2 separate regions of the Homo sapiens genome follow, and region 1 is linked to region 2. A link is an interaction called in ENCODE POLR2A ChIA-PET data of the cell type or tissue named here. Cell type or tissue: A673. All regions are shown on one strand. Each heading gives the region's core, and the rest is flanking DNA. Links, peaks and the distances in the headings are about the cores only.

Region 1 (16,241 bases), core at 5,515-13,514, 100 kb after region 2:
AGGGGGAATTGGCTCAACCTTTGGAAGGGTAATTTGGCAACACTGATTAACATTTTAACCCAAACACTCTACAACCTAGTAATTCCACTTCTGGGAGCCTCTCCCATGAAATAATAGCACAAGCATTCATGTATACATGCTCAAGGATGCTCACGGAAACATTGCTGGTAAGACCGAAAAAGAAATTGGAAATGGCCTAAACGTTTATCGATAAGAGAAAGTTCAAATAAAATATAGCATGTCCACACTATGGAACACTCTGCAGCCATCTGACAGAGTGAGGCACGTCTATGTATAACAATAGAGAAAAAATCAAGCTGTAAAATGCTATTTCAGCATGAGCCCATTTCTGTAATTAACGATTTGTTGCTATATGCCCCAAAAGGCTGGAGGACAGCACGCCAAGCTTTACAGCAATCACCTCCGAGCAGTGGGACAAGTGGGCTTTCATGGCCTGTTTTCCACAAATGTATTGTTGGGTCTTCTGTTGTAATCAGAAAAACAAAATCAATAAAGAGTTAATGGGTTTTTTTTTTTTAATCCTTCTCAGACCCTAATAGGAAATGCAGATCTAAGCAGGGCTGCTCTGGCTAAAGGGGGAGGGGACCAACATCCATCCATTCAGCCCCATCCAGTCCCAGCCCCACCCTCGTATCCTGAGGCCCCTTCTGGAAACACTAGGGCTCTAGGACCAGTTTGAGAAGCTCAGCTGGAGACTGTGGAACCCATGCCTACGCTCCCCCAGGCCAAGGTCGACAGGGTCAGAAGGTTGCTCAAGGTACACCGGCAGCCAGGGCCTGTGACTCCTCAGCACGTCTCCGGGCCTCCCAGGCGAGGGTCAGGGGTTTCTCTAGGTATCCAGAAAACCCTGAGATGGTCACAGCCCTGGGGAACCCAGAATTGGGGCTGAGGGATAAAGGGAACATAGAAAGGGCCTTTGCAGAAAACTCCAGGAAAGGGGGCTTCAAGGCTCCAGTGCTGCAGGAAGGGAGAGAGAGAGCGAGGAAAAGAGGGAGAAGCTGGGGTGTGTTTCTCCCTATATGTACAGAGAGTGGGGGGATGAGCCCATGGGGTGCGTGGAGGTGACTGGGGCATGCAGGTATGTGGTGCTTACAGATAGAGGGCACATGTGGGTCTGCGGAGGTGAACTCTGGAGGGTGTGTGGGTTCCAAGCGGTGCAGAGGCGTGTCTGTAATCTAGAATCAGTGTGTGTGTATGTGTGTTGTCACTCTCGGGGATGACAGCAAAGAGACAGCATGTGTGTGTCTGGAGGGAGAGGAACACAGCAGATCCACGTATATGTGTGCATAGTGTGTGTAGTATGTCCTGTGCCCCCGGGTGTTCCCCCAAGGTGTGTGTGTGTGTTTGTGTGTATGTTAGGAGGTATAGGCAGCCAGGAGGCCTGCAGAGGGGCCAGGAGCAGGTGGCAAACTGCAGAGATCAGGCCATTCTGGAAATGCCCCTCCCACTTATGAGTCAATCAACAAATTCAGAGAAAACTGCCCAGAAGGAGCATAAGGCCCCCTCCAGTTCCAGAAGGCCCCCTTCCCTTGAACAATTGTTTGCACAGCTCGTGTTCCACCTGCCTCCAGGAAGCAGGGACTGCGGGAACCAGCAAACTCCTCCTAATGAGTGGTGAATGACACTCTCTACCTGGGTCTGAGCCGCAACTAACACAACTTCCTGGAGGTCTCCTGTCCCCACCTCCACACTCACCCATGTTCCATCTGCAGCTGCCACGGGAGCACTCCAAAAGGCAGATCCAACCACATGGCTGCCTGCTCCACACCCTTCTATGGCTCCCTATTGCTCCCTGCCCGCACTCCTTACTGGGACCACCAGACCCCCTGGGGCCCATCCCCAAGTGGCCTTCAGCTTCATGTCTGACCCCAGTGCCTCCCAATACTACCCTCCAATCAGACTGGGCCTCCTGTGTTCCTCAACAGAACTGAGCCTCCAAACCTTTGCACCTGCTGTTCCCCCTGGGGGATGCCTGTCCTCCCTGACCAGTCCCCACCACCCTCTAAGAAGCCTCTCCCTACAGGGCTGGAGTGAAGCCCCTCTGGTACACCCACCCTGTGCTCACCTCTGTCCCACCCTCATCCCCTAAGCTGTAACTGCTGACAGGTCTGGCTTCCCCAGGGGTAGGGGCTGGGTCTTGCTCTTCTCTGTACCCTAGAACCCAGCCTAGGCCTAGCACAGAGGAGGCATTAGGCACAAATGTTATAGACTGAGCCAGGAGTGGTGGCACACACCTCTAGTCCCAGCTACTCAGGAGGCTGAGGTGGCAGGATCGCTTGAGCCCAGGAGTCTGAAGCTGCAGTGAGCTAAGACCACACCGCTGCACTCCCTGGGTGACAGAGCGAGACCCCATCTCCAAACAAACAGACAAACAAAAAATCTGAAGAAAAAAAAAAAAGATGTTTATAGAATGAATGAATGGGTTCTCACAGTGATATAGTTTGGATGTTCCCTCCAAATCTCATGGTGAAAGGTAATTCCCAGTGTTGGAGGTGGGGCCTAGTGGGAGGTGGCTGGGTCATGGGGGTGGATCCCTCATGACTTGGTGCTGTCCTCGTGATAGTTGAGTTCTCAACAGATCTGAGATCTGGCCGTTTGAAAGTGTGTGGCACTCCCCCATCTCTCTCACTCCTACTTTCACCCTGTGAAGTGCCTGTTCCCGCTTCACCTTCTGCCATGAGTAAAAGCTCCTGAGGCCTCCCCAGAAGCTGAGCAGATGTTGCCACCATGCTTCCAATACAGCCTGCAGATCCATGAGCCAATTAAACCTCTTTTCTTCATAAATTACCCAGTCTCAGGAATTTCTTTATAGCAACACAAGAACAGCCTAATACACACAGTTCTCAGCCCCTAAGCCACGCACAGTGGGCCCTTCTTAAGGCAGCAGGGTAGAGCAGAAAGGGTGTGGCCTGGGGGCTGGAACACCTAGCATCTCATCCTAGGTAGCACAACAGGTGACATTAATCATGTCACCTGGGGAATGAGTAAAGCAGGAGTTCCCAGCAGGGTTCACAGGGAGGGAGGACTACAGAGGTCTGTGAGCCCCAAAACTGCACAAAACTGGCTATGATGATTCACATGCAGGAGGGGCTGGGCCCCCATCTCTAACACAGGGCCATGGCTTTCATCAGATTCCTCCAGGTGCCCCCAGCCCAAAGATCCAGAAGCACCAGGCAGGAACAGGGCAAGGCTCACCCCCAAAGGAATGCAGACTCGCACGATATGCACCGAAGGCAAGAGAGAGTGCTGAGGGGAGGGACTAGTGCAAGTCATGTGGCCCCGGGTCCCAAGCCAAGATCCCTGTGTGAGTCCCTAGAAGTAGATGGCCAGAGAGGGGAGGGAGCTGTCCAAGGCAGGCAAGCTGTCTGGATAAGGGGTGAGCTCCCCATCGGGGAGGGCGAGAGCACAGGCTGGATAGGCAGAGGTCAGAGTGAGTGAGCGACAACCCTGAGTCTCATTCTCAGACTCTTGGCCTCAGCTTCTCCATCTTACACCCGGGGCTAGACAAGGTGGTTCACGTGAGTCTATCTGAGTGTGTGCAAGGATGTGCAGGGGTGTGGCTGGCCTGACCCCGGCTCCAGGCTGGAGGGCTGAGAGGTCTGTGCAGTCTGCCCACCCAGCAGTGGCCTGAGGCCCACTTCTCTCGTCCTCCTGCTTCCCAGCTGCAGCAGGCTACTGGCTGCCTGGGCTGTCCCACACTGCTAAGTGAGCCTGCAGAGCCCCAGGTCCCTCCTGGGTACTGCGGTTACCACCTCCCACGTTATAGTGACCATAGAAATGACAGGAGTGAGAGGGTTCATTATGAGCCTGGGGCCAAGGGAGCCCAAGGGCTGGATGGGAGTGCTGAGAAGGGCTGGCAGCCAAGCCCAGGCCACATGGTCTCAGTGCCCACCCCCCCAACTGCTCCTGACCCCTCCAGGGGCCTCCCTCGGCCTGGCCTGGGTCACACAGGAAGTTGGTGGTATATTTGAGCCAGGATCCCAGGCCTTGCACCCTGGGCTGGGCTTACTCTGGGCACCAATGCACCTTGTCCCCCTTGGACAACTCTGTGCATGCCTCAGCATCCCCTAATCCTGCCAGAAAGAGATGGCCAGCATTGGGGTTCCAAAAGACTAATTCAAATGCAGGCCTGCGGTGTTCCCTGGATGCAGCCACCTGAGCCTCAGTTTCCTCCTCTCTAAAACAGAGTACAAAAATTGCCCTCCTACTCCTGCTGGGAAGATTAATAAGGGCAGGGGTGCACCATATGACAGAACAGAACAGAGACCTTCCACCCACCCTCCATCTCTGGGCCTCAATTTCCCCATCTCTAAGCAAGAGGGTTACTCTGAATGATACCCCAGGTCCCCAGAGTCTGATGCTTTGTGGGAGGCCTGCCCAGGTGCCCAGCCTATGCCTAGCTGGGCCTGCCGTGGAAGGACAAACTGCAGGGCAGAGACTGTGGCCTGCCCTCAGGGGGCTCTCTGCTAGTTGGCAGACGAGAGCTGTGGCTGTGGAGCAAGGGCACTGTCTACTTAGCAAAACTGTGTGGAAGTGCCCATGGCAGGGCTTCCAAACTGGTGGTCTCGGTGCCTCTGTGTTGCCACAGTCTCTACCACCCCATATTGCATCACACCCAGCCAGCTCCATGCATTTCCTCCATGCGTTTCCTGCCGGGCCCCTGTAGGCTCCAAGGGCCACAAGAAGCTTAAAAATGGGAACAAGTGTGAGCTGGGCATTGATCAAGGAAGGTTTCTTGAAGGAGACAGGACAAGAGGGCCAAGGACTCACAGGAGGCCTTGAATATCCAGATGAGGATCACACAGACACCCAGAACCACTGATGGTCTTCCATGTACCCCCTCTCCTCAGGCAGGGATACCTGACCCCACCCGGGGCTGACCTCAGAGCTGTGACCCCGGCAGAGGGCTTTGGCGGGAGTGGGGAGCTAAGCTCGAGGTTCCCTCCACCTCTCCTCGGCAGCTATGGACTGTGAGTCCATCCCGGAGAAATCAGTCCTGGTTGGTGATGTCCAGCAGCCGCCGAAGCCTCATTGCAAACAGCGATGCCACTGGTGAGTGCCACCTGACCACGGAGGGCTTCCCGGCAGATAAAGAGCAATGCTGGCCCCAGACTCATTCATATTCCAGTCTGGCTGCCGGCTTCAATATGGCTGAGAGACGCGAGGGCAGAGGCGGCCCTCCGAGAATGCCCAGTGATGATTCCTCTCCGATTCCAATTTATTTTCTATCATTAATGGTTTTGAAAAGCCCCACATTCTCTGCAAACAGGAAGAAGCACAGGGCTCAGGAGGAGAGGCGAGGAAGAGGGTCGAGGGCGGAGGGGTACTCGGCAGAAGTGGAGCAGGCAGCAGCCTGGGTTCAAATCCCCTCCCCAGCTCCACCTGCCTTCAGGTCCCTGGGGCGAGCTTGACCTACATCTGTCCACAGGGGATGGGCATCCTGTTCTGCCCACCCCAGGGGACTGTTTTCAGATCTACCTAGGGGTCAGAGGTGAGTGGGCTTTACAAACTGTAAAGGGCTATACACTTGAGGAAAAGAGAATGAAGCAAACCCGACCATAGCAGCAGAGGCCTATGAACTGGACGCCTGCTTCCTCAGATACTCTAGGGGACCCCGACCCCCCAGTCCAGGGAAGAACTGGAGTGCCTCTCCCCACAGCACAGGCAGAGGAGGTGAGCGCCAGGATCTGGGTCTCCAGGCTTGTCTCAAATTCACACCACTATCCTCCCATCTCCCCCCAGGCCGTGGTGACCAGCCTCCCAGCCAGCATCTCTCCTGCCCCATCATCCACACTATGGAGCCAGAGGGATCTTCCCTGCATGAGTGTCCTGCTTGGAACCCTTCCAGGGCTCCCCGTTACCTTGAGATCAAGTCCAAACTCCCCACCTGCCATGCAAAGCTCTCCCTAGTAGCTCAGGCCCATCTGGGCAGCCTCGGCTCCAGCCACACCCAGCTTCTCAGAGGTCACCCTTCTCTGCCTTCGCATGCTGTTTCCTGTCTGGAATTCCTTCCTCCTTGACCCAGTTCATCCCATCTCCTACCCCTTCTTCAAGGCGCAGTCCAAATGCTTCTCTTTCCTGCAGCCTTCCCCGAGTACCCCGGCATGCCCTGCTCTGGGCTCCTCATACCCAGGACCCACCTGTAGTGCAACTCAGTAATGTAGTGATTATGTTTGTGTGGTGGTGCCCCCTCTAATCAGTGAGCTCTCCTGGGCAGGGGCTGCTTCGGATTCATCCTGTGCATTCCCAGTGCTTGGCAAAGTGCCTGGCTGCCAGTGGAGCTGTTTATCCAACTGGCCAACCTTAATGGAACACCCATTATGTGTCAGGCTCTGTCCCGGGTGCAGCAGCCAGTCCTGGCCCTCAAGTTGCTTCAAACGGATGTGCTCAGGGAACCTCTAGGGAATGAATGGATGGACATATAATCACTCTGTAATGGGGAAACTGAGGCGCAAAGAGGCAAAAATGCCCTTTTCATGGGTGTTCCTGCCTCCCTGCACACGTCTCTTCTACTCCATTTCTCTCCCAGGACCACAGCAGCAGTGCAGAGAACTCAAAACGAAAGGTTAGAGTCAAAACAGGGGGAAAGAAAGGAAGAAGAAAATCTGGTGGATTTTCCCCTTTCCTCCATAATGTAAAGAAAATTGCTTTTGCCAACTATCACAGCTTAAAAGCAATTAGAGTTTTTGGAGGGGACTCTGGGCACGAGCAGAAGCAACAGAGCGAGCGCCCGGCACGGAATTTTTCCAGCGTTCGTTTGTATCAAGCAAAAGAAAAAAGGCGTTAAGAGCAGCAACTTCCAGCAGCAGAGATGGTGAAGACAAAATATTTACAGTCTCTGAGGGAGGGGCCTGGAAGGGGCCAAGGACCTCCTCTGGTCCCCACCCAGCTCCACATTCTAGGAGGCAGGGAATGGGGTGGAAAAAATCAAAGATAAGGAGATGAGCCTTACCCATGCAGGCTTGGGTCAAGGGGGAGAGAAGCCCCCAGCTGCCCCCTGCTCGCTCACCCCTTCCCCACCACCCATGGCCCCCAGCCACCAGAGATCCATTCTGTAAACCTCAGACCTGGACACAATTCTCCCCTGTTCAAAATCCAGAGAACATCCACCACTGCAGGCTGGCACTGGAGGCCTGCACAGCCCGGGCCCCTCTCCAGCCTCATCTGCAGATGCTCCCCAATGTGGCACACTGCCCTGACTGTCCTCTGAGAAGCCACGGTCAGTTTCGCCGCAAGGCCTTTGCCCAGATACAGGAGCATAAGGATGCATTCCTGTATCGGGGCAAAGGCCTTGAGAGGGAGGTGAGGCAGGTTTGAGGATCTGGATCCAGTGCAGGGAAGCTGAGCCAAGATCCCACAGCCCTAGACCCGAATGCTGGCCTGCCAGCCAGGCCTCTGCTGCTGAATCCCTCCTTCACCTGGACTTTTGCTGGACCCTTGACCTCCTCCCTCCAAATACAGAGCAGACACCTCTTCCTGAAACCACACTGCCTTCGTCCCAGCTGCAGCACAGACTCCCCTCTGTCTGGCACACAGACACAGCCTCCTGTAGAAGCAATGCTCCTATGTTCAAATGCCAGCTCCTCCATTCATTAGCTGCGTGATCTCCACCAAGTCCCTCAATCTCTCTGAGCCTCAGTTTCCTCATCTGTTAAATGGGGATAGTAATAGTGCACAGCTCATGGGGTTGTTGTTAGGATTAAATGAGGTAATACAGGTAAAGCATCTGGCACTGTGCCCAACACTTAACAGGGGTTCAGTGAACTCTCCTCTGCCCTATTTCACGCTCAACCCTCAGGTGTGACTCCCCAGGCCTCGGATGGCCCATATATGCGCACTCAGGCTCCCACTCCACATGCAGTCACCCAACAAATGCTCACTTGGAAGGCACGTGCCGGCTAGGAGCAAAGGGCACTGGAGGCTCTAATGAGCCTTGCACACACATGGAGGCCCAATCCCTGAGCACAGGGCCAGGATCCTCCCATTTTGCTTGGCTTAGGAAGGATTCCTCCAAGAACGCTGGTAAGCCTCAGCCAGAGCCCTTAGAATCTGCCAGGCCAGGTGGAGGAGGTGAATGGAGGTTCAGCCTCCCAGGGGGATGAGGAGCATGCCTCCCCTCCAGCCCGAGGCCTGCAGGTCAGCTCTCAGCCATCCTCCCAGCCCTACTGGACAAAGGCAAGCACCAAAACCCAGCAGGTAGTGATGAGGATGAGAGCAGAAACCAGGCCTCAAAGGCAGCGGGATCCGGGGAAGCCAGGCAGTCCTGAACTCAAATCTCACCCCCACCCCTAACCAGGCGGGTGACCACCCTGAACCTCAGTTTCCTCATTTGTAAAATGGAGTCGATAATGCCCACCTTGCAGAACAGCTGTGCACACAAATGAGGGTAACGTTCTTCCAGGTCCCTCTGGGATCTAGCATATAGTCACTGTGGGAACACACAGAGGCTATGCCCCGCCCCGACCCGATTCCTGGACTATAAGCATGGTGCCCTCCCCCAACCCCCACAGCACTGGGAGAGCAGAGGGAAGGCCTGGTGGGCTGAGGGGACACCAAGGACCCGTGCTGTTTCCTGTGACCCTTCCAGTCTACTTCCTGCCTGGCAGGGGGGTGAAGGACCAACCTACAGCCAGCCATGACCTGTCCTCCCCACCTGGCTCTCAGAGCAGAGGACGCCCAGCCCCTGCCTCGTTTTGCCAGGGAAGAAACATTTGCCCAGGAGAGGTGGCAACATGCCCCTGTCTCACAGCTCCCATTGAGCCACTCGTCCGAGGTGAGGTGGCTTCCTCTCCTTCCCCAACCGCAGAGAACAGACAGGCTTGCTGTGGGTCTGGTGGCGCTGCAGGGCTGGAGAGCAGGGATCAGGAGGTGTCCTGATGTCTCTGCCTTTCACTCCCACTCTGGCTGCCTTTCTCCCAGTGGCCTCTCCCACCCTCCTCCCCCAATGACCTCAAGAATAAGCCCAACAGTAAGCCTGGCACTAATCAGGGCACTCCTCCTTGCTGTGGGGGCTCACTATGGACAGGAGACCAGTCTCAGTCCCAGATGGCTGAGCCTCAGGACACTCCACTGAGGCCTCCTCCCTAACCTGCACAGCTCTTCTCCTCTCGGGTAAGTAACTAGGCACACACACAAACATACACACACACACACACACACACGCATACACATGCACACACTCACACACACATACACAAGCACACACACACGGGTAACTAGGCTCACACACACACATACACATGCACACACACACACATGCACACACACACACACAGAGGAATCTAGGGAGGAGAGGGAGAGGGACAGCGAGGAGGGCAGACTCTAATAGGGGAATCCTAGGCCCATCCCCCAGGATGACTGGCAGCCCTTCCGCAGCTGATCCAGCCTCCCGGCTCTGTACCCAGGGGAGCACTAGTGGGTCCTGAATGACAAGCCCATGTGGCCTGGAAGCAGAGGATCCTGGGACTGAGAAGCCAGATGCCTGACTTATTGCCAAGGCTCTGCAGTGCTTCACCATGAGACACAAGACAGAACTGGCCACTCCCTGTGCCTCAGTTTCCTATCTGGAACCTAGAGGAGGAATGAGATCATCTCTAAGTACGCCTTCTAGTTCCAGCATTCTGTGACTCCATACCTGTGACCTCTGGGACCCCTCAGGGAGTCCAAGCATCGGAGAGTACTGGGGGAGGAATCACCCTAACCCCAAGGAGGCGGGGAAGCCCAGGGAGACCTGTAGCTACCTTGGGCTGGCAGAGGGCACTCATTCTGCCACAGCCTCCCAGGGAGGAGTCCAGGCTCGGGCAGGAGGCCGGAAGACAAAGGAGAGCTCCTCAGTAGGGCCTCAGGCAGCCCGAGGCCCTCCCGGATGTCCACATATCCCCCAGAAGCTCACCCCCTTGAGTTTCACTTCCGATCTGTTCCGAGGTTACAGAGTCTTTGGTCCAGCCCAGATCTCAGGTGCAGCCCCAAGCCCCCAACACCCCCCCACCCCAATTCCCACAGCTGTCCAGACCCGATCCCAACCCCTCCTGCCAGGCCAGCCTTCCCACCACCTTCCCGGTTGCTCCCACAGGGTGGCCGGTGGGGGCAGCCCAGCTGCTTCTGCCAACAGAGGCTCCCCTGGCCCTGCATGGCCCAAGCCTGATAACATTCTCCTAAATTAAACAATAAACAAGAAGTTGTTTTAGATTTTCCTGACGCTGCAGTTCCTGATTAATCCCCACAGCAAACAAGAGAGATAATTAACCTAAAAGAGGGTCACTTCCTGTTTCCAGGTGGACCCTCCAGCCTAAGCCAGAGGAACCTGTTCAGAGGGGTCCAGCTCCAGACCACCTCTCCCCTCCCCTGCCTCTCCTGTGTCTGCCCAATCCTGGGCTACATCCGCAGCCTGCCTCCTAGATCCCACCTAAGCAAGTTGGGAGCAGGCACTCCAGCCTGGGGTTTTCCTGGCTGTGCCTGCGGCTTGCTGGGCAGGGGTGGGTGGGGTGGCCGGGGCCTCAGGGCCTTTGCAGAGGACCCTCCCCTTCACTGCTATGTGACCTTGGACAGGCCAAGTCACTTCAGAGGCCTCAGTCCGCTCATCTATCAGATTCTTTATCTCCCAAGGATAAAATGAAAAAAATTTGAGACCACTTAAGATTAGGCAGAAATATTTTATCTTATTTTTTAGAGATGGATGCTGAAATGTTTAGGTGTGAAAAGGCTTGATGTCTATAATTTAAAATACTCTGGAAAAAACAGATAAAGCAAAATGTGGGAAAATGTCAACAATTGTTAAATCTAGATGAAGGGTATACGGAGTTCCCTGTACTATTCTCTCTACTTTTTCGTATGTCTGAAAATGTTCCCAACAAAATTAAAAAAAAAAAAAATAGCACAGTCACGTGAGCCAGGCAGGAGCCCCACACACAATGCCTGGTGCTCCTGGTATGCCTGAAAGGCAACTGGGTCTCTGAAGTAGGTTAAACATCCCCCTGCCATCTCCTTTATGTTGTTTCCCTAGAAATCGCTTTTCACAAATTCCACTGAGCCCTAGCTGCACATTTAAAAGCCTTAACACATTCAGAAGCCAGATGCTGCCCTTTATTGAGGTGACTGCTGTCTTGTGACCACACCTCCCCCACCCACCAGGCTCCCCATGCCCTCTGCAGAGCAGCCCAGGGCTGGGGGTCCTGATACTGATTCCATCCTCATGCGGCCACCATCCTCTTGGAGCCTCAGAATACCCCTACCGGTGGAGCAGAAATGATGACAAGTCAGTAACTGCCCGGGCATCTCATTCAAAGGCAAAGTGTCACCGGACAAAGAGACTGAAATCTCCACTTAACAGATGGGAAAGCTGAGGCCCAGGGCCAGAAGAGACTGGAAGCAAAATAAGGAAGGTGGAGAATAGAGGGTGGAGGAGGTGGGCAAAAGCTCCCCAGCTGCTCCAACTCCCCCTCCTCCCCAGCCCTCTAGCCCCACCCTGGCGGTGTGGGTCACAGACAGGGGGGCTTGCGTCTCTTTCTCTGCCTCCTGTTTATTGAGCTTCCTGGTCAGAAATAAATGGCCATGATTGCAATCTCCCAGCCAGGCCCAGCTGACCCTCGCCAACAATGGCCAGGCTCACCTCCGTGGATCAATAATGGAGATTTATCAGTACCCCAAATGATCAATCACTAATTGCTGAGTGCCGTGCAATTCATCGGGGAGAGTTATGTATGGCTAGTGACTGGGTGGCCCCGCCCCATCCTGGCACAGCCATCAGGGACAGGGAGGGCCGTATCTATGATGAGCGTCTCAGGAGCAAAGCAACCCATAACTCGGGAGCTTCTCAAACAGATGTTTTGGGCCTAGCCCAAATCCCCAGGCCTAAGGGACTACCCAAGGAGGAGGTGTCAGTGGCCACAGAGGCCCCAAGGGAGGCACTGCATGACCCGGATCAGCCTAGTTGGCCCCCAGGCACGCCCAAGGAACACAAGATGGATAAGCCCAGTCCCTGCCACCAAGGTGCTCCCAAGTCAAAACAAAGACAAACCGCCCCCAGGCCTTGCATATAGTGGGTACACAGTAAATAATAAATGTTCCCTAAATGTAAAGCTGATACACTGCTCTCAGAGTTCTGAGGAAGGATGGGCTGCTTCCAGGAGGGGTGGCCAATAGAAGGTTTTTTTTTTAATGAGGCATTTGGGCTAAGCCTTAAAAAGTGGGTGGGATCTCCACGGACAGGGATGGGGGAGAACTCTCAGGTGGAAGGACCATGGAGGAGGACAGCGACAGCCCATCTGATTGGCTGGAGCCTGGGGACACAGAGAGGTGCTTAGGAGAGAGGGCTGGGGTGGGACATAGGCTTGGGCAAGGTGCCGAGGGGTCAGAACGCCAGCCTGGAGGTAACAGGGAGTGCTGGGAGGGTGTTGGGTGAGAGCATGACAGCCAGCCTGGGCTTGGGAAGGTCTGTCCATGGTTTCCACCAGGCTGCATGCCCCAAGAGGGCAGAGGCTGGTCCTACTCATCTCTGTCCCTATAGCACCCAGAACAGCCAGGCCCAGAGGAGGCGCCCAAACAGTGATACGTTGAATGATCATAGATCATCAAATTGCAGGACAGGGGAGTCCTGGAATTACAGCCGTGAAATAGCATGTTTTTATAATGCCCTGCCATGTAGAAAAATACGTATTAGAGCCTCAAAAATAGCCTTGTAAGGCAGGCAGGGAGATCATTTTGTCCCGTGTCCAAAGGGGAAAGCCGAGGCTCAAAGAAGACAGTGAGCTGTCTAAGGTTATACACCTTACACAAAGAAAGGGCCAGGGCCCAGCGCCCTCCCCACCCTGCCCCAGAAGGCTCAGGCCTGCTCGCCTTAGCATGGCCAGGGTTGCCTGGGAGGTGAAGGTCCATCCCTCACTCGTCCCTGGGCTCTCCTGCCCCCTAGGAAGCCCCCCCAATCTCAGCCCCTCCCTGTGCTGGGGCAGATGAGAAATACAGCAGATGCTGCCTCATTGAGCATCCCTCATTCCAGCCCCAGCTGAGACTGGCTACCAGTCCATGACAGCCTGTCCTTGTACCTATAATGGAAACAGGGCCAAGAAGGGAGTCTCTAGAACCCCCAAGTTGGTCTAGACAGAAGACAAAGCCACTCCTCCCCCAGTCTCCACCCCAGAAGTTTGGAAAGCCTCACTGTGGAGCAAGAACACTGGACCAGGAGTCCAGAGACAGGGTCAAGCCTAACTCACTGTGTGGCTTCTGGAGACCCACTTCCCACCGTGCCCTCAGTTTTCTCATCTGTGAAACGGAACAATGTTGTCTGCCTACTTTATTGGAACTACCATGAGGACTAAACAAAAGAAGGAGTATAAAAACACAAAATTATAAAGCAGATTTTGCCTTGGAAAATAATAATAATAAGGCTCCTCTTTACTTCTACCTGGACATTGAAACTCCAACCTGACCCACTTCCCTTTCCTGCAGAGGGCAAAACATCAGCTAACATTTACTGAGATCCTACAATGCCTCTGGCTAGTGGCTGCTTTACATGCATTATTTCCAAGTGGGCTACGGTAGACATCATCCCCGCATGACACCCATGAGGAAAGTGAGGCTCAGTAAAGTGACTTGTCCAAGCTCACCCAGCTTGAAGCAGCTGAGCCAAGATTCAAACCCATTTCCATCTGGCATCCAAGCCCAGGCCCTTTGGATTCACCAGACTGATTCGAGGAGCCACTCCATACCCCAAAGTCTCAGAGTTTCAGAATCAGCGCCTAGGGTTTGGGGATATGTCACATACACACACACTCCACTGAGGCCAGTGACCCTGACATCAGAGGCACTGTGCCACCCCATGGTAAGGCCATCAGAGCTGGGTGGGGCATGTGAGGAGGGTGGCTGGCACAGCTGGCCTTGAGCTAACTGGATCAGTCCTGGGCATGGAGCTGCCTATCCGGCTGCCCTGGCAGATGGGTGCTGGAACTGGGCCACCTGCCAAGGCCCAGTCTCCATGTCCAAACCAACCTGGACACCGAAGTTCCACTTTAGCCTCCTCTCGCCCTGACCCTGGTGGCTAGCAGTGCCCACATAGATCCAGAAGACCATGGTGGCAGCTGCTATCCCTCCTCCAGCGGCTGGCACCTCCCCTGATGTGGCCATATGGCCCCATATGCTCTCCGACAGCTGGAGTGCTGAAACAACTGCCTAAGGACGTCCTCTGCAGAGGCCCTGAGGCCCCGGCCACCCCACCCACCCCTGCCCAGCAAGCACAGGCACAGCCAGAAAAACCCAAGACTGCAGTGCCCACTCCCAACTTGCTTAGTGACCTTGTGCTAGCCACTGCCCCGCTCTAGGCCTCAAGCTCTTCCTCTATCAAACAGCAATGCCAAACAGCCCTCTACCCCTTTTCCTTCATAGCCCTCCTCCGAGGTTACAAAATCCCACTCAAACTCACTCCAGTTATCCACGGAGACAAACAAATGTGTTCACTTTACAGACACAGAAACTGAGGCAGACCCATGGGCCTCAGCGGCTTACTGAAGTGCACACAGTGGCAAGGCCAGTATTGGAGGCTGCATCTATGACTTCAGGACACTTGCCACCTCTGTATGCCCAGGTGGTAGGACTGGTGAATCCTGAGCCCTCGCCGAACTCTGACGACCTAGATCACCCCACCCAGGTCTTCCCAGCACCTGGACAACCCCACCCAAGACCACCAGAGACGTGGTTTATATCGCACATCTAATTGTGTTCCTCCAGAACTTCAACGCTGCAAGCCCTGAATTCAGAATCAGCCCACACTCCTCAGATGGGCACTGAGGATCCTCTTCTGTCTGGTGCCAACCTTCTCCATGCCCCCATGTGAACTACTCCACTGCAAACACGTTCTACCCTTGCCCAGCGCTTCCCACCTCCATGCCTTTGCCAGTGCCGTGCCATCTTCCTAGAAAGCCCCCACTCACGTTCGCATTCTCCATTCACTCATTTAGTCAACAATTATTTACTGAGCATAGATCAAGTGCCGGAAAATCTCAGCAGGTCAAGGCCCCGCCAGTCCCCTCCTTCTGAAACAGCCCCTTGCCACTCCCCCACTGAGCCTCTTGGTTACCCAGCCGGCTTCACTAATACTCAGAGGTATGGGTCCAAATCTGTTTCCCCTTTGAGAGCCCATCCGGGGAGGGGCCCAGGCTCATCACTGGTATCCCCAGCACTCAGTCCAGGTCTCAAGCCAGAAGATACCTCCAAATGTGAAGCGAGGCTCCAGGCCATGGAGAGTAACAGCCAAGGTGTGGTTCCTGGGAACAGGGGTCTGGGCCCCAGAAGCCCACGGAAGAAACTCTGAGACTGGTCAGGGTAGCCCTCAGCCCCCACAAAGCTATGCCTGAGAGGTCAGGGGCAGCTTTTCCACCTTGAGCCACCCCAAGGCCCAGCCCACTCAATAAATTCTTATCACTGGGTTTGTTAGAATATCTTTACAATTTAAAACACAAATATAGCAGGGTCAGGTCTTGCCTGGGGAGGGAAATTAAGGGGGTCACACTGGGCACTGCTCCCTCCCAGTCAGGAGGCTGGGGTGAGGAAGTGGCTGTTTTCCTAAAGGGAGCAGCCAGTAGGGGTGGGGAGCCCCTGGCTGGAATTTTCATCCCCGGCAGAATAGACCAGGGGCCAAATAAGTGCCCCTGGTCTCCCCCTCACCATGGCTTGGGACCCCAAATGAAGGGTTCATTTTGTGGAGTTGGTTGGGGTGGGAGTGGAGGTACCAGAAGAACCGGGGCAGGGGTTCAAGCAGGCATGGATGATAGGGGTGGAACCAAGCTAGGCGTCTTGCCATGCTCCAGCCACCTGGATGTCAACCAGAGCTTTGGTCAACACTCAGGAGGCAAAAGTCTGGAGCTTAGGGAGCCACAGGTGAAGAGGAAGAGGAGCTGAGAGAGAGAGAGAGAAGAAAAAAACAATGGCAAAGAAAGGCCATGATCAGCCAGAGCCAACAAGGGAGGAGCAGGGAGAGGCAGAGAGAGGCCGCCCGGGACGGGGAAGCCAGCAAAGGCTGAGGAGGCCACCGCCAGGATCCAGCAGGCCCAGCCCCACCCCCAGTGGTAACTCCCGGGCAACAGCTCTTACCCCGAAGGCCCTGGGGATGACTCCAGGCTGCCAGCAGGACTGAGGGAAGTCACAGAAGCCTGCCTGGGGCTGACAGCTCTGACCTCCTGTTCTTCAGGTGGGCCACCTGGGGAGGAAGTGGCCACAATAGCCACCAGAGT
Region 2 (16,241 bases), core at 4,238-12,237:
TGATCTGCACAACACTCAGGTGAGGCAGCCAGGCCAGGAATTCACTGCTTACTTAGTTCATTAATTCAACAAGCATGTGTTGAGTGCCTACTACGTTCCAGGCACCATTCTGGCCCACCCAACAGAAGGAAAAACTAAGACTCACAGACGCTGCCCAAGTTCTACAGGAGTGACCAGGACCTACTACTGGTTTGGGAACCCCGATGCCCCGTGTAGTTGGGGAAGGGGCGGGGTCACACACCAGGCAGGAGCTGTGGAAAGGGAATGCCTGACAGTGGGGCTGGCTCATGGTCCTCCGGGGCAGGGATGAGCCTCAGTCTGGAGGAGAAGCACCTCTTCCTCCAAGGCGGGAATGGGAAACCAGAGAGACATAGTGGGGTGGAAGGAGGCACAGTCGCTGGGAGAGGCTGACCTTCATGGGCTGGAGGCTGGAAAGGGTGAGGGGACAGAGATCAGGAATGGCAGGGCCATTAGGCCCAGCGGACTGTGGGCAGGGCCAGAGGGTGAGAAGGGTCGGGTGGGCACAGCAGGAGGATCGGGAGCAGGGCTGCCTTTTTGAAAGTGCCTGCAGTGAGAGGGGAGACGTGCAGGCAGAGTCCCTGAGTCCCTGCGGACAAGAGCAGGCCCCTGGACTGCCCTAGTGGGTGCCCCGTGCAGTGGCCTTAGGCTGCTCTGTGCTCAATAGGAGGCTACGGAGCCGAGAGAAGGAAGACCTTCCTCAGAGGTGGCTCCTAAGGGTCCAGGGATGTGTCAGGAAAGGCCAAGGGCAGCCTGACTGCCTCCTGAGCTCACTCACGCTGCCACGACAGGAGCTGCTGGTCAACTCCTCCTCTCCATTTCCCCCAAGTCCAGCCCTATCTACCCCCAACATTAGCATTCGCTGCTGAGGACCTTGGTAGTCCCCTCGTTTCCCTGGGCCCCACTCTCTTCATTAGCAAACTGGGGTGGCTCCAACCTCACCGATGGTCAGGAAAGCACGAGCCCAGACCCTGCACACAGTAAGTGCATACTAACCGTCATCCCTACACACAGTAAATACATACTAACCATCATCCCCCGCACACAGTAAGTGCATACTAACCATCATCAGCACACAATAAGCACATACTAACCATCATCCCCACACACAGTAAGTGCATACAAACCATCCCCACATAGTAAACACATACTAACCACCACCTGCACACAGTAAGCACATACTAACCATCATCTCCACACACAATAAGCACATACTATTATCCCCACACACAGTAAGTGCATACTAACCATCCCTGCACACAGTAAAGCACATACTAACCATCCCCGCACACAGTAAACACATACTAACCATCATCTGCACAAACTAAACACATACTAACCATCATCTGCATACAGTAAGCACATACTAACCATCATCTGCACACAGTAAGCACATACTAACCATCATTCCCACACACAATAAGCACATACTAACCATCACCTGCACACAGTAAGCACATACTAACCATCATTCCCCCCCTCTACCTCCCTGGTGGCAGGGCCCCTTACAGCCCAGTCCTCAGCATCCCCAGTGTCTCAAACACACTAAGTGCTCAATTAACTTTATGGGCTAAGTTTACCTGCTAACCAGCTGTTAGCAATGTGATCAGGTCAGAATTCTGCCCATTGGACCCAGTAGGGAAGGGGCTGAGAGGAAGGAGGACTTGACAGATGCCTCAGGGTGCAAGGAAGGAGTCAGCAGAGGCCAAAGTAACAGGGATGGTAGAGGCCCTGCTGTCACCACACACGTTAGCATTCTCAGGGTTTCAGGAGGTGGCTGGGGAACCAGCAGAGGGGAGGGCTGAGGGCAGGGCACTCCCAGGTAGAGGGTCCCTTGGCAGATTGGCCTCCTGCCCATCAAACCTGCTCCCGGCCTCCTCAGGGCACCTTCAGCCCTGAGAGCTCCTCCCCCCAACACACCTCTCCCTACCTTGGAATCTATCCCACTGTCTACCAAGCTCTCCCCTAATAAGAGCATTGCAGAGAAACTGAAAAAAGTCAAAAGAAGTTGCCTACTCTGGGAGAAGGGGCAGAGCTGGGAAGATTTCACAGAGGTGGCAGCTTTTCAACTGTGTGGGCCTCACCTAGCCCCTCTGTGAAATGGGATTTCTCTACTATGATGACAACAACTCTTACTACTACCACTACTAATAGTTAAAGCGTTTCGGGCACATACCCTGTGCCAGGCTCTGTGTGAGTACTCAGACAAATGGAGGCAGAGCTGAAGCCAAACCTGACCCTCCTAACTCTTAGTTTGGCTGGACTGGCTGGTGGAGGAGGTGACTGGGGCCCGAGCCTTGGGCCAGCTGCAGGCGGGGTGGTAGGTGGGGTCGGTGTTACCAGTGGTCAAAGTCTCCGAGTTGTATTACTCCAAGTGTTTTTCACATCACTGCAAGTAGCTGCTCCTGCTAAACCTGGGTGAGCAGGGGCGGGTAGGGGAGGGAATCTTCCAGAACCAAGCCAGAGCCAGCAAGGTCAGGGGTTGCAGATGGCTGCAGCAGCTCAGCTTGGTCCCCTCACAGTGTTAAAAACACTGGTGCTATGTGCGGCCTGCTACCCGCAGCCTCTCCCTTCCTGTCTTCCACAGGACAACCTCACCCACGGACCAGGCTTCAGCTCTTGGTCTAAACAGGCAGGAGTGGGTGGGAGGCCAGCATCACCATGGAAGAGGGACCAGGGGCAGGAGGAAAGCGGCAGTGTCCCCTGCTATGTGCACTCCTACACTGAAACCACACACTGTGGGATAGGTGTTCTTATTCCCACTTGACAAATGAAGAAACTGAGGCTCTGAGGCATATGTCCCTTGCCCAAGGTCAGGGGAAATGACAGAGCTGGGATGCACACTTAGCACTGTCTGGTTCTAAAGGACAAGGAGATGCCAAAGGCTGAAAGGTGAATGACACAGGAATTGGGTGCATCTCAAACATAACCAACAGGCCTGGGGGGTCTTTTTGGGGGAACCCTTCCTGGCTCTCCTCTCAGTGGCTGCAGGTCATCCCAAGCCCAGGGCCAAGGTGGTCTGGCAGCCTGAGGAGATGAGGAGAAAAGAGGCAAAGGAGAGTGAGAGAGGTCTCTTCTTTGGCTTCCAGCAGCTCTATACCCACCAAATTCCTGCCCCAAAGCATCCCACCTCCCTGGCGGGGTGGGAACCCCGGAGGCCCCAAGTTGATCAAGAGGCCTGAGAAGGCTTGTGATATAGTTTGGGTGTCTGTCGCCTCCAAATAGCATGCTGAAATGTGACCTCCTGTGTTGGAGGTGGGGCCTGGTGGAAGATGTTTGGGTCATAGGGGCAGATCATTTATGAATGGCTTGGTGCCCTTCTCGCCCTCTAACGAGTAACAAGTTCTCACTCTATTAGTTCCCATGAGAACTGATTGTTAAAAAGAGCCTGGCACCTCCCTCCACCCATGGCTCCCTCACTTCCTTTCTCTTGTCATGCGATGCCAGCTCCCCTTTGCTCTCTGGCACGAGTGGAAGCTCCCTGAGGCCCCCTCCCCTGATGCAGATGCCAGCACCATGCTTGTACGGCCTGCAGAACCATGACCCAAACATACTCCTTTTCTTTATAAATTACTCAGCCTCAGGTATTCCTTTAGAGTAACACACAAACGGACTAAGAGAGCTTGCATGGGGCCAGGAGTTTGGGGGTGTGGTTTAAGAGAGATGAAGGCCCAGCTGAGAGCTAGGACCCAAGCCACCTGGGGGCTGAGGCTAGTAGAGGGTGTCAGGGAGGCCCAAGAGAACAGGTGTCACAGATGGTGCCTGAAGGCCCACACTAGAGCTTCATTCCTTTGGGTGCTCCAAGGTGTTTAGTTCCCCCAAGGCTTTTGCACCTGGGAGAGGCAACAACTAGGAATATTGGCAGTGGATGGTAGGGCTGTGGGGCTCTACCCCATCCTCCACTAACACACTGTTTCTTGGCTCAAGTGTCTTGCCCTCTCTGGTTCCTAGTCATCCTGTCTGCAACATGAAGTGTCCAGGCCTACAGGCTGGGGGACACCTGCATCAGGCGGGTGGAAAGGCTCCAGACAAGCTGCCTCTCCCCATGCCAAGGGGAAGTGCTGACCCTGTTACAGCACCTGCCATTCCTGAGGGATCATGTGCCTGGGGTCAGGTATCACAGATGACCCCACCCTCCACCCCAGGGGCCTGGGGAGGAGGCTTTGCCTCCTTCAGTTGGTGTTCCCATTTGGAAAGCCTCAACAAAACACAGGCTGCATGCTCAGCACAACATGCCATGGCCTTCCTGCACCCTCTCAATGAGACCGTGATGCAGGTATCAGTATTCTAATTCTCTAGGTAAGGAAACTGAGGCTCAGACCAAAGTGGCCAGAAAGAGTTGCAGACCGGCCCCATGGTGGTGGTTTGGTTCAGCACCCCGGACAGCTGCCTTCCTGACTACCTGACTACCTCCAGTCTGCCTGGGCTACACACACACACACCAATGGCTAAGCTTGCTCTTCCCAATCCCTGATCCTATCTAAACTCCACCCAGCTTTTCCCAGCAGCTTCAGCGGCATGGCTGTGTTCTGTGCCATACAGCACTGAGACTTCAACAATGCAGCTCTTGCTCCCTAATACTTCTTCTGACTTAAATCTCATTCTCCCAGCAGCTCCTGGAGGGCAGGCAACAGTCTCTTTCCTTCTTTCTGTGACACAGTCCGGCCACACAGAGGGGACTGGAGAGAACCCACTGGCTTTGGACCAGGCAGATGTGAATGAGAACTGAGCTGGGAACTGCTGAGCACATTGCTTTGCCTTACTGAGCTTCAGATCCCCCAGCTGTGAAGCAAACTGCTCTGTCCATCTCGCAGGCTCGCAGATAAGCCACGGCAAGGGGCTACTCCTTCTTCATGTCAGCAGGGGCCTCCTTCCAACTCTCCCTGAGTCCCTTCCTCCTGGAACTTCACTTAAATTCTGGACCAGTTCCCCCATGAAATTTTCCAAATGACTCACAAATGGGGGGATTCTTGTAACTGAGAAATGTCAGGAAGGCCCAAGAGAACAGCTGGTATAGTGCCTAGAGTCCCACTCTTAGAACGTGATTGTTTCGTGTCCTCGTGGGTTTTCAGTTCCTACGAGGGTTTTGAGCCAGGAGGAGGGAACACCTAGGAATATTGGCAGTGGGAGGTAGGGTTCTGGGCCCCTCCACTACTAACACACTTTGTGTCTTGGAACAAGTGTCTTTCCCTTCTCTGAACCTCATCTGCAACATAAGGTGTCCAGGCCTACAGCAGGAGGGGTGGCAATCTTCCCACCACTTCCTGGAAGCAAAGGAAGAAATGCTTGTGGGGTGATGTCAGGGATGCTGGGAAGGACCCTCCAGAGCTCCAAAATCCAGGACCACAATGCTCAAAATGCCTCCAATGGGGCTGACACATTCCTTTAATCTCTAACAGAGAAGCCCGATCCTTGGGGTTTATGGGACCCTACAGACAGGCTATGCCCAGTCCCCAGCTGCTGGTGACAGGACCTGCCTGCATGCCTCAGACCTTGCAGGAAGGTCTCCTTGTCCATCCTCAGGCCTAGTTGGCCTTCCTAGGAAGTTTTGGCTTAAGTAAGGCTGAACTCACAGTCCCCAGTCTAGGCAGAAAGAGGAAGAAGATTCTATGGGGGACCCATAGGAAGAGAGCTCTGCCAAAGGTCCCTCTACCCCAGGGAGAAATGCTGAGGGACCCTGAAAAGGAATAAAGGGACAAGGAGTTTGAGTCCGGGCTCTCCCACTTAACTAGCTGTGACCTCAGAAAGACACTTTATCTTTTGAGTTCCAGTTTCCTCATCATCCTGTAAGATGAGGGCAATAATACCCACCATCAGTCCACAGGGTGCCTCACACATGGCAAGTTCTGAAGGATCTGCAGAAGCTACGACCATTCAAGCTTCTGCTCATCAGGGCTCAGAGAGGTGGCATCAGTCTTGAGCACTTGACTAACAGGCCCCATGGGAGAGACAAGCAGAGAGCTCAGAGGGAGTGTGGATGAGGCAGGGCCTCCAATCTGCCCCTGAGGCTACACATAGAGCACTATGCTGAGCTCCAACCATGGCCACACATTAAGCCCCGACGCTGGTCACATACTGAACCCCGACCCTGATCACAGATTGAACCCCAACCCTGGCCACACACTGAATCCCGACCCTGGTCAGACACTGAGTCCCGACTCTGGTCAGACACTGAGCTCTGACCCTGGTCACAGACTGAGTCCTGACACTGATCACACGCTGAGCCCCAACCCTGGCCACACACTGAGCCCCAACCCTGGTCACACACTGAGCTCTGACCCTGGTCAGACACTGAACCCCGACCCTGGTCACAAGCTGAGCTCTGACCCTGGCCACACACTGGGCCCTGACCCTGGTCAGACACTGAGCCCCGAGCCTAGTCACAGACTGGGCTCGGACCCTGGTCATACCCTGAGCCCCGACCCTGGTCACACACTCTAACCCTTGACACATTAAGCAATGGTCACACAGTGCAAGCCCTAACACCAGTCATAGACTGTGTTCTGACCCTGCATACATACTGAGCCCTGACTGTGCACACACTGAGCCCTGGTCCCACCCTGAACCCTGTCTCTGGCCCCACAGTGTAAATCCTGACCCTGGTTGCACATAGCCCTGACAGTCACCAGCCACCATGCCCAGTTTGCACCAGAGACCAGTGTCATGGTCTAGGCCCTAGGGAGGGTGGCCAGGCTCCCATCTCCTTGTGGAGAAGTTGCTGGGTTAATCTTCTGTCATATAAGCCGGCTCATCCCTGGCAGGGGCACGGGGAACCTGTGGGCCCATCCTTCTTGTTCCCAGTCCACACCCTCCCCACACCTTCCCTCATGCCACTGGCCTCTGCCTGAAGATACCCCCCTCCCCCTGCCATGACACACACACACACACACACACACACACACACCAGTCCACTTCCAGCACCCTGGACCTTGCTTTCCAGGTTCCCCGACCAGTTTTATTCCCTGACCACAACTCCACAACCCAAGCCCTGGAGATGCTCCTTGGCTCCCACCTCAGAAGATAGGAAGGTGGGATTCCTGGAATGCCGGAAGGAAAGGGTGCTATGCCTCACTCGTTCCCGGGGCTCACTGTCCAAGGGGAGACACTGAGGTCACTGGGAGGTGCGTGGTGGCCCCAGGGCTCCCGTCCTGGTCCAGGGCTCTTTCTACCCAGTCCTCTGGCTGCCTAGGGGTTTCCCTCCTCTCAGTGCCCCCACCGCCCAGCTGGCAGAGGAGGGCCCCTGTGGTGGGGACAGGCAAGTGCCAAGCACCCTCCCAAGACCAAGAAGGTGAGGTGGCAGGGGCTGGCAAAGCCTCGGGGAGCCACCCTGTCCTGGGCACTGCCACGCTCGGAAAGCCCTGACTTGGAGCTAATTTTTTACTTCTTCTCAGGCTGAACAACGGGATATTCTGGATCCTCTCAGGCACAATGGTGCCAAGGGGCTGAGCTGTTCCCAGGCTTGCAGGGTGGCTGAGGCCTTCTGGGCTGTGTGTCCTAGGGGAGAGTCAGCCACTGACTCCAGACACAGCCCCAGGTGAAGACCACCACGGTCACAATGGAGGTGAGGGGCCCACTGATGCCTGAAATCCCACCAGTCATTCACCCTGTGGGGCAAAGCACTGCTCTTCTCAAATGCAAGCTGAGATGGGGGCCAACAGCTCTGGGTCCCACCCTGGCTTGGAGTGCTGCCAGCTGTGTGGCCCGGGGTGGGCCGCACTTTACCTTTCTAAGCTTTGGATCCCTTGTCTGTAAGATGGGGATAATAACATATAAATCCCATTGTTGTCACAACTAAGATCCTGATATCCTCACCATCTCCCCTTGATGTCCCATAAACACCTCATCGTTCCTCGTCCCCAAACCACTCCTTCTCCAGGGCTCCTGCCTCAGCAAACATCTCCACCATCAACCCAGCTGCCCAAACCAGAAACCTCGCCTCCCTGTGATATCCCCACCCAACCCGGCACCTGTCCTGGGCCAGGCCCACCACGGCCTGCCAGACCCCCTGGAGTGGCCCACCTTACTCTTCTGTGTCCCTGTGTCCCTCTGCTCTTCATCCAGCAGCCAGGGCAGCACTGTTGAACCCTAAGTTAGATTAGGTCCCTTCCCTGCTTAAAACCCTCCAGCAACTTCCTCTTTCTCTTAGACCAAAACCCACCCACCCTCCTCACTATTGGCCTCAGGCTCTGTCTGACCCAGCCCTGACCACCTACCCAGCCCCACCTCCTCTGGTTCTCTTCCTGTTACCCCACAAGTTTCCTTCCAGCTCCTGAACACACCAAGGTTCTCCAGGACATGGAATGCTCTTCCTGCTCCTTGCACACAGCTCCTTCTTATCCATCTGATAATGGGATAAGACGCCTCCTCAGAGAAGCCCTCCCAGACTGCCCAGTCTCAGTATGCCAGAAGCCCATCCTGACCCCAAGAAGAACTGTGAGCCTCACTCGGAAAGGGGCCATGGCTGCCTTGCTCACTGTATGCCTAGCCCCTAGCACAGAGCCCAGAACATAGCAGGTCCTCAAGAAGCAGGAATCCCTGCTGAGGAGCAGACCAGAGACTCTACCCTCTCTGCTTCCCCAGCCAGATCCAGAAGCTATAGCCAGAGTCCCAGAGGAGATGCTGGCAGGAGAGACACATGGGTAGGCATGGTTCTGCCTCCGTGGGCAATGCCCATGGCTGTGGCTGTGCCAGGATGCCACACGGATTCCCTGTAGAAGACAGTACAGCTAGGGACTGAGCAGAGAAGGACCTGCAACTACTGAGACCATGCCAGCAGCTGGGTGTTCTCGAAACAAATTGCCTCAGCAGGTGGCAGGCTGCAGGCTGCAGGCAGGGATGCTGGAGGGGAACAGGATGTGCCATGTCTTCTGATGCTCCAGGAGAGAGAGAGGGAGAAGAAAGAGGGAGAAATGGTGGGGAGGAGGAGGAGAAGTCCAAATGGAAGTCTGCTCCACCCCACATTAGGCAGAGAGGAGAAAGAAAAGGGTCTCCACGGTCAAGCTCCCCTGGAAAGTAGAAGCAATGTAGGTTCACTTCCTGCTACATGCCCAATGATGGGCACCTGAGGCCTGTGGCCACAGACCCTACTCACCATGACTCTTGAAGCACAAATGATCCCAACCATTCTGCAGATGAGAAAACAGCTCAGAATGGCCACATGGCTTGCCCAAGGTGGCACCGCCAGCAAGAGATGGAGCTTAAAATCAGGTCAGAACTGGGGCACCAGGGATTTTAGCCAGACATCAAGAAAATCCCCTAAACAGGTCAGGGAAAAACCCTGGTCCCAGGAAGGGCTACGGTTCCCCAGAGGCTGCTGGGCAAAAGGACTGGACAAGTGGCTGAGGGCAGGAGGCTGAACCTATTGGCCTCCAGAGTCCCACCCAGCTGTGACGTTCTGCAACCACTGGGCAAGCTCCAGCAGCCTCCAGGAGGGCAGACTCAGGAAGAGGCTGGGCAGCCCTTGAGAACCCCTGGGGAAGGCTCTGACCATCAGGGTTTGCCAGGATGCCAGGCAGGAGCACAGGCACCAATCCAAGGTGGTTCTATTCTCTGTGGGAGGTCTTGACCTTCTAGGGCCACCAACAGAGACATGGGTGACCACGGGTCCCAGAAGAAAAGGGGCTGGAAAGGATGAGATGAGAGAAAGAAAGAGCTCTCTCCTATGGCCAAACCAGCCAGCGGGGAACCCTGTCCCACAGTTTTGACAGGCACCAGGCACCAGCTTGCCCAGAATTTCTGTCTTGCACAAGGTAATTACAGTTCTTCCTGTGTAATGAGATGGTTTTTAAAGGACATTCAAAAGAAATTTCCTATAATGAGGTGAATGGGTTTATAGTGTTAGACATCAAGGAAGCTGGTAATTGTTGGGACCCAGGCTGAGTCCTGGAGTGAAGCGACGAGTTTCCACATATAAAAGGCAAGAAGAGCAGGAGGGTGGATGGCAAGCCCTGGGAAGGAGGACAGACACTTTACCAGAAAAGTTTCTGTGACACCAGCAGCCCAGTGTGCCCTGAAGAGCAGAGTGGGGAATCGGGAGGCTGGAACCCTGTTGGGGCAGAGGAAACTGATGGAGCTGGGGCTGGTCAGGAGCAAGGGAAAACCCACAGGGGTGAAGCCACAGGGTGGAAGTCTGGGCCCAGAAGGAAAACGAAGGTACTAGGTTGAATAGTGTCCCCCCAAATTCATGTCCATCTGGAACCTCAGAATGTGACCTTATTTGGAAATAGGGTCTTTGCAGAGGTAATTAGTTACAAGGAGGTCATACTGGAATAGGGTGGGTCCTGATCCAACGACTGATGTTCTTATACAAGAAGTCAACTTGGCCGGGCGCGGTGGCTCATGCCTGTAATCCCAGCACTTTGGGACTTTGGGAGGCCAAGGCAGGCAGATCACCTGAGGTCAAGAGTTCGAGACCAGCCTGGCCAACATGGTGAAACCGTCTCCAATACAAAAATTAGCCAGATGTGGTGGTGGGCACCTGTAATCCCAGCTACTCGGGAGATTACTGGGTTCAAGGCAGAAGAATTGCTTGAACCCAGGAGGCGGAGGTTGCAGTGAGCAGAGATCGTACCACTGCACTCCACCCTGGGTGACAGAGCGAGACTGTCTCAACAAAAACAACAAAGAGGTCAACTTGGACGTAGACACACTCAGGGGAGGAGGCCACATGAAGATGGAGGCAGAGGCTGGAGTGATGCATCTTCAAGCCAAGGAATGCCAGCAACACCAGGAGCCAGAAGAGGCCAGGAATATCCTCTCCTAGAGCCCTGAGAGAGAGCACGGCCCTGCACCTTGATCTCAGACTTCCAGTCTCCAGAGCTGTGAGAGAGTAATTTCTATTGTTTTAAACCACCAGGTTTATAGTAATTTGTTACGGGAGCTCTAAAAAACTAATACAATAATTGTTCTAACAACTGCAACTATCTGGCCATGGAAAATGGCCTTAAAATGGGGTGAGCCTCCCATCTCCAGAGGTGTGCGAGCAAAGCTGGAGCATCCCCAGTGCCCCCAGTACTCTGGACAGCTCCCAAGGCAGGTTCAGTTAGTCTTCCATTTGACCTCACTGTATGCAGGGAGCCATACAGACAGGGTCATCATTCCCGTCCCACCGATTTGGAAACTGAGGCCAAGAACCTGCTCAAGAGCACAAAGTGGCCAGTCAGGGACAGCGGCAGGCCTGGAATCCCAGCATCCTGACCGCCAGTTTGGGGCTGGTTCAGGCTCACTGCCCTGGGTCTTCCTTTTGTGCCTTCTCTGTCTCTAGATTCAACTGTGGTTCAACGTCCTGGAAGGCAGAGAAAAACCCAGCCTTCCTGCACCCGGCTGTTCCAGACTGAAAGTGGCATCACTGCTGAAAGGTCTTTCCCAACTCTCTCCTGAAGCTTTCCAGTGGCGCTGCAGGCCCACTGCTTTGATGTGCCTGTCCTGATGGAGCCACAAGCTTCTCAGACATGACTTGGCTTATGGAGAAGCTACACTAGCTGGCAGTCCCTTGATGAGCACCTACGGTGTACAAGGCCCTGGTACAGTGAAGGGCAGGGGTAAACACAGGGAAGGTGGGAGCCAACATATCAGGGACTGAGTCCGTGCATATCAGACCACCCAGTGAGACCCCACACGGTGTCCCCAGACCTAGTTTGGCTTCTGACTGGGCATCCCAGACCCTCCTCAGGAGGATGGAAAGAGATGGCAAAAGGGTGGGTCTGAGAAGGGCACAGGGGAGTTGGAGCAGAGAAGAGGAGTCCCCGTGGAGGAGGAAGGGAGAAGAGAGGGTGGCCGAGGGAAGCTGCAGCTCCTATGGCTTCTCCTGCTCCTTCCAGGCCTCTGGAACCCCAGGGGGGCAGGGGCTGCCGTGGGCTGTCCCTCACCCCCACCAACACCCGGCACTCAGCTCCACCCTTCACGTGTCTGCCTGCATTGCTGGAGAACTTCATGGAGGCCCCTCAGCTCCGACACCAAATGAAGCAGGAGCATGGCCAAGCTTGCCAGCCCAGGCGGCCCAGCTCTAAATGCTGGTTAATTGGCGCTGAGCGGCAGAGGGACGTGAGGAATGGGCTTTGAAGTCACCTGGTGGGACTTGTCCAGCAGGAACAATGGGCCACCCAGCTGGTAGAGAGTCTCGGCTCCTAATTAAGAACCGCTTTGAACATAGAGACATCAGATTAATGAGGTTTACAGAGCTCAGTTTCACGGTGTGGCAGGCTGCCTCTGTTCTCTGATCGCAGTTTGATGCCAAAACCTTGTTCTCTAAATCAAAGGTTCTCCAGAAACTCCGTTTTCTGACATGCCTTGGATTTCTGCTGGGCGTCTCTGCCAGGGAGCTAAAAGCCTTCACCTCCATTCCTTCACTTTGCCGCGGTGCTGGCTTTTGTTTCGCTGAAGAAGACTTCACAGAGCTGGAACACCTCACACAGCCCACCTGCGAGGGAGGACGGGGCGGCTGGGGTAGCCCCATTTAGCAGAGCATGCTTGCTCAAGGTCACACAGCAAGCTGGCCAACCGTGCCGGGCCGCCAGGCCCCCAGATTGCAGGGCCTCTCTGCTCTTGGCAGCTTTGATGGTGCCAGGCCATGGAGGATCCACTGGCCAATTTCCCGCTGTTGGCATCTGTTCACAGGCCTCAGGGGCCTCTGGTTCACCATTCTTGGGAGAAGATTGAGACGTCTGCAGGAGGCAGCCCGCACGGCCTTGCTTTCTGCCTCTTCTGTTCCAGTGGGGCACCTTCTTCCCCAGCCCCCTCTCTGAGCCTTTGCTCACCCAGAGCCCTCCCTTCTTCCCCTCCAGAATGTCCCCTCTCTGATCCATTTCATTAAACTCGCACCTCCCTTCAAAACCCAGCTCAACCCTTGCTCCTCCTTTGCCACCACAGTCCCTGGATCTTTCTCTTCTTCCCCAAGAATTTCAGCCCCAAATCCCTGTTTCCTTGAACAATTGCTTCTTGCCCTATGTTCCACTGTTTAACATTACTATATTTGCTTATTATTTTGTCCTGTCTCCCCTATGAGACTGTGGCTTAAAGAGAGGCATGGTGCCTGTGTCACCTCTGTGTCCCCGACATTGAAGACTGGCCGATAACGAAGATTCCATCCTCCTTTGACACTCTGGGGGCCACAGGGAGAGAAGACACCTTCCTGCCCTGTTTCCCCAACTTCCAAGTAGGCCTGAGGCCTGCATCCTGCTTCCTTCATGAGGCTGCTGAATGAGTGTTGGTAAAGATGGCAGCCCTGGGGCAAAGACAGGGAGGCTGAGGAACACTGAGGCTTGGACAAGTCAATTCCTCTCTCTAAGCCTCAGGTTCCCTATCTGTAAACAGGGTTAGCCCGAGGATTCACAGGATGCGTGCATTAAAACTCAATCCTCACATCCACCTTGGGAGTATGTACTGTCATTCTGCTCTATTTCACAAATGAAGAAAGGCCCAGAAAAGTTGGAGGAGGCAGTACTGAAACCTAGGCAACAGGCGGCTCTGGAATCCAGCCTCCACCACACCACTGACTTTCAAGCAGACCCTCTGAACGCTTCAGCGGAGCTTGTTCCTTCTGAAACGTGCTTACCCTCTCTAGGCCTCTGTTCTCTCCTCTGAGGGGGGGGCACACAGCGACATTCTGCAGATGATTTCTGCTCGGCCAGGGCAGGCTGATGTGCTCCCTGCTCCTCGGGGCTCTTCTAGACCTCAGGTCCAGATTCCTCCCATCTACAGTGGTTCTGTCCCTGTGGGACCTAAGAGGTGGCTGTGCCTCCCTCTGCCTTCGAACTTCCTGGCCACTTCCCCTCACCCACAGAGGGCTCCTGTCTGTCCTGCCCTGCACCTCAACCCTTGCATCCTTCTAGGTGACTTCCCCATGCTGGGGGTGCCCCTACTGCCTGCTTCCAGTCACCTTCAGCTGCCATTCCCTGCAGCCTCTATCCCAGGCCACACCCTGGCCCTGTCACCACCATGGCTCCTGGTCAAACCTCCCAGCTGGCCCTCCAGCTCCTCTCCTTACAATCCTCACTGCACCGAGACCTTCGCACCTCACCTTCCATCACTGCCCTTCCGCCCTCACTGCCCTTGGTGAGCTTGAGTTCCATGGTCCATCAGCATAATGGATGCTCAAATATCTTGCCCCCCTCCCCCTAAGCAGTACTTTCATAAAACCCCAACCTGGATGAATCCAACCAACATCTTGGCACTTATAGCTGGGAGGCCAAATACAGCTAGAGAAATGACCCCACCGTGGAGGCTGTGCCCTCTGTGAGCTTGAATCCCAAACCTGCAGCAATTCCAGCACTGCCCAGCAGTCCCAGCTCCAGCCACCGGCCACCTCACCTCCCCACTCTCCAACCTGGCAGTGGCCCCACCTCCACTCTCCTCCTGCCTCCCTTCCTCCATGTGACCCATCACTCTCCACTGAGACCTCACTTTGTTTTCACTGGGGAAGCAGAAGCCAGCAAATATGAACCCCAGTCCTCTGCCCCTGCACATTCTAGAAGCCCACCAGCTTCGGCCTGCACCCCCCTTCCTGCCTGATGAGGGGTCTCGCTGCTGTTAAAGGTTAATGGCTCCACTTGGACTCTGAACCCACCCCTCATCCTCAGGAATTCAGCTCCCTCCCATCATTACATTATCTTTCAACATCACCTGTCTCTCCCTCTTTTCTGGGTCTTTTGTTCTTCCCAGCAGCAAACAATTGTGTTCTGGTATCTGCCATCCTTTAAAAATCCCCTTCCTTCATTATGCTGGGGTTTTGGTTTTTTGTTTGTTTGTTTGTTTGTTTTTTGAGACAGGATCTTACTCTGTCACCCAGACTGGAGTGCAGTGGTACAATCTTGGCTCATTACAACCTCCACCTCCCAGGCTCAGGCAATTCTCCCACCTCAGCCTCCCAAATAGCTGGGATTACAGGCACACACCACCATGCCCAGCTAATTGTGTGTGTGTGTGTGTGTGTGTGTGTGTGTGTGTGTGTGTGTGTGTTGTAGAGACAGGGTTTCACCATGTTGCCTAGGGTGGTCTTGAACTCCTGAGCTCAAGTACTCTGCCTGCCTCGGCCTCCCAAAGTGCTGGGATTACAAGCGTGAGCCACTGTGCCCAGCCTATGCTGAGTTTTAAAAAAATCAATCTCAGAAGGTGATATACTGTATGATTCCATCTATGTAACACTCATGAAATAACAAAATTACAGAGGAGGACAAATTAGTAGCAGCCAAGCGGGAGGCGTGGGAGCAGGGTTGGGCGGGGAGGGGTGTGCTGGCACAGGGAGTCTTGTAGTGTGGTGCAGATCTACGTCTCCATTGTGGCGCTGGATACACACACAGGACTATATATAAACACTTACATACACACACGCGCACACACACACGAGTGTATGTATAACTGGTGAAATAGAATCAGGTTTGTGGACTGTGCCAACGTCAGTGACCTGTCTCTGATATTGTCCTGGAGTTATGCGAGGCTGGGTAAAGGTATACGCGTCATCATGCCCGCAGCTGACTGAGTTTGCCCTTCCTTTAGGAACCCTCTCCTGGCTTCTGGGATTCCACATCCTTTTGGCTTTCCTCGCACCCCCTAGGTGTGCCTTCTCAGCCTCCTGTGAAGGTTCCTTCTCCTCCCTCAACTCTACATGGTGGTGATCCCAGCGTCCAGGACTTGGTCCTCTCTCCACCACCCACGTCGCTTCCTGGTGGTCCTTGGCTTTGCCCAGGTCTTTAAACACCATCTACAGCTGCTGGTTCCCACGTCCCCATCCCCTATAAAGACCTCTCCCCTGAGCTCCAGGCTTGTGACCACAACTGTCAATAGGACACCTCTGCAGAAGGAGGTGGTCAAAAACGAACTCCTGATCCTCCACTGCACCTCCACATCTCAGAGGATGACCGCAGCGGCTCAAGCCAGGAATTGAGGATCCTTCTTGCCTTCTCCATGACCTTCTCCCTGTCCCCAGTTCTGCTGCCATGATGGGGTCTGCCACCCCCATCACCATGGTTACCATTTTGACCTAGGCCTCCATCATGTCTGCCTCACTCTCTTTCCCTACTTGGCCCTTCCTGCAGCAGCTGGAGAGATCTTTTTTAAAACTTAAATCAGATTGTCACCACCCTTGCTTAACCCAAGCTCATTCACGGCCCCCTGCCCCTTGGAAAATATCCCACAGCCCCAGAGTGCCATGCAAATGCCCTCATTTGGCCCTCTCTCCCCCTGCCACTGCCCTTTGCCACATAGCCTCCTCATCCCCCTCACGGTCC

Evidence for each region. Peaks named below come from ENCODE experiments on the same cell type or tissue, not always from the same donor. Only the 100,000 strongest peaks of a DNase experiment are listed, where the experiment ranks them.
Region 1: POLR2A ChIA-PET joins it to region 2 with 6 read pairs; 2 of 35 experiments call an interaction of 5 or more read pairs at or near these places.

The regions. Positions count from the first base shown.
Region 1 is chr15:77,801,068-77,817,308 of GRCh38, forward strand. It overlaps a transcript of LINGO1 not described here. Among named protein-coding and RNA genes, the nearest start is that of LINGO1-AS2, 150 kb to the left of the region's middle. RefSeq lists enhancers at 3,107-3,701, 7,544-8,411, 9,826-10,327. In A673, for the core only: no CTCF peak of the experiment used is centred there; a DNase peak (open chromatin) is centred at 9,414; H3K27ac peaks cover 4,186 bases.
Region 2 is chr15:77,698,285-77,714,525 of GRCh38, forward strand. It overlaps a transcript of LINGO1 not described here. Among named protein-coding and RNA genes, the nearest start is that of LINGO1-AS2, 46 kb to the left of the region's middle. RefSeq lists enhancers at 13,500-14,038, 15,332-15,832. In A673, for the core only: no CTCF peak of the experiment used is centred there; no DNase peak of the experiment used is centred there; H3K27ac peaks cover 738 bases.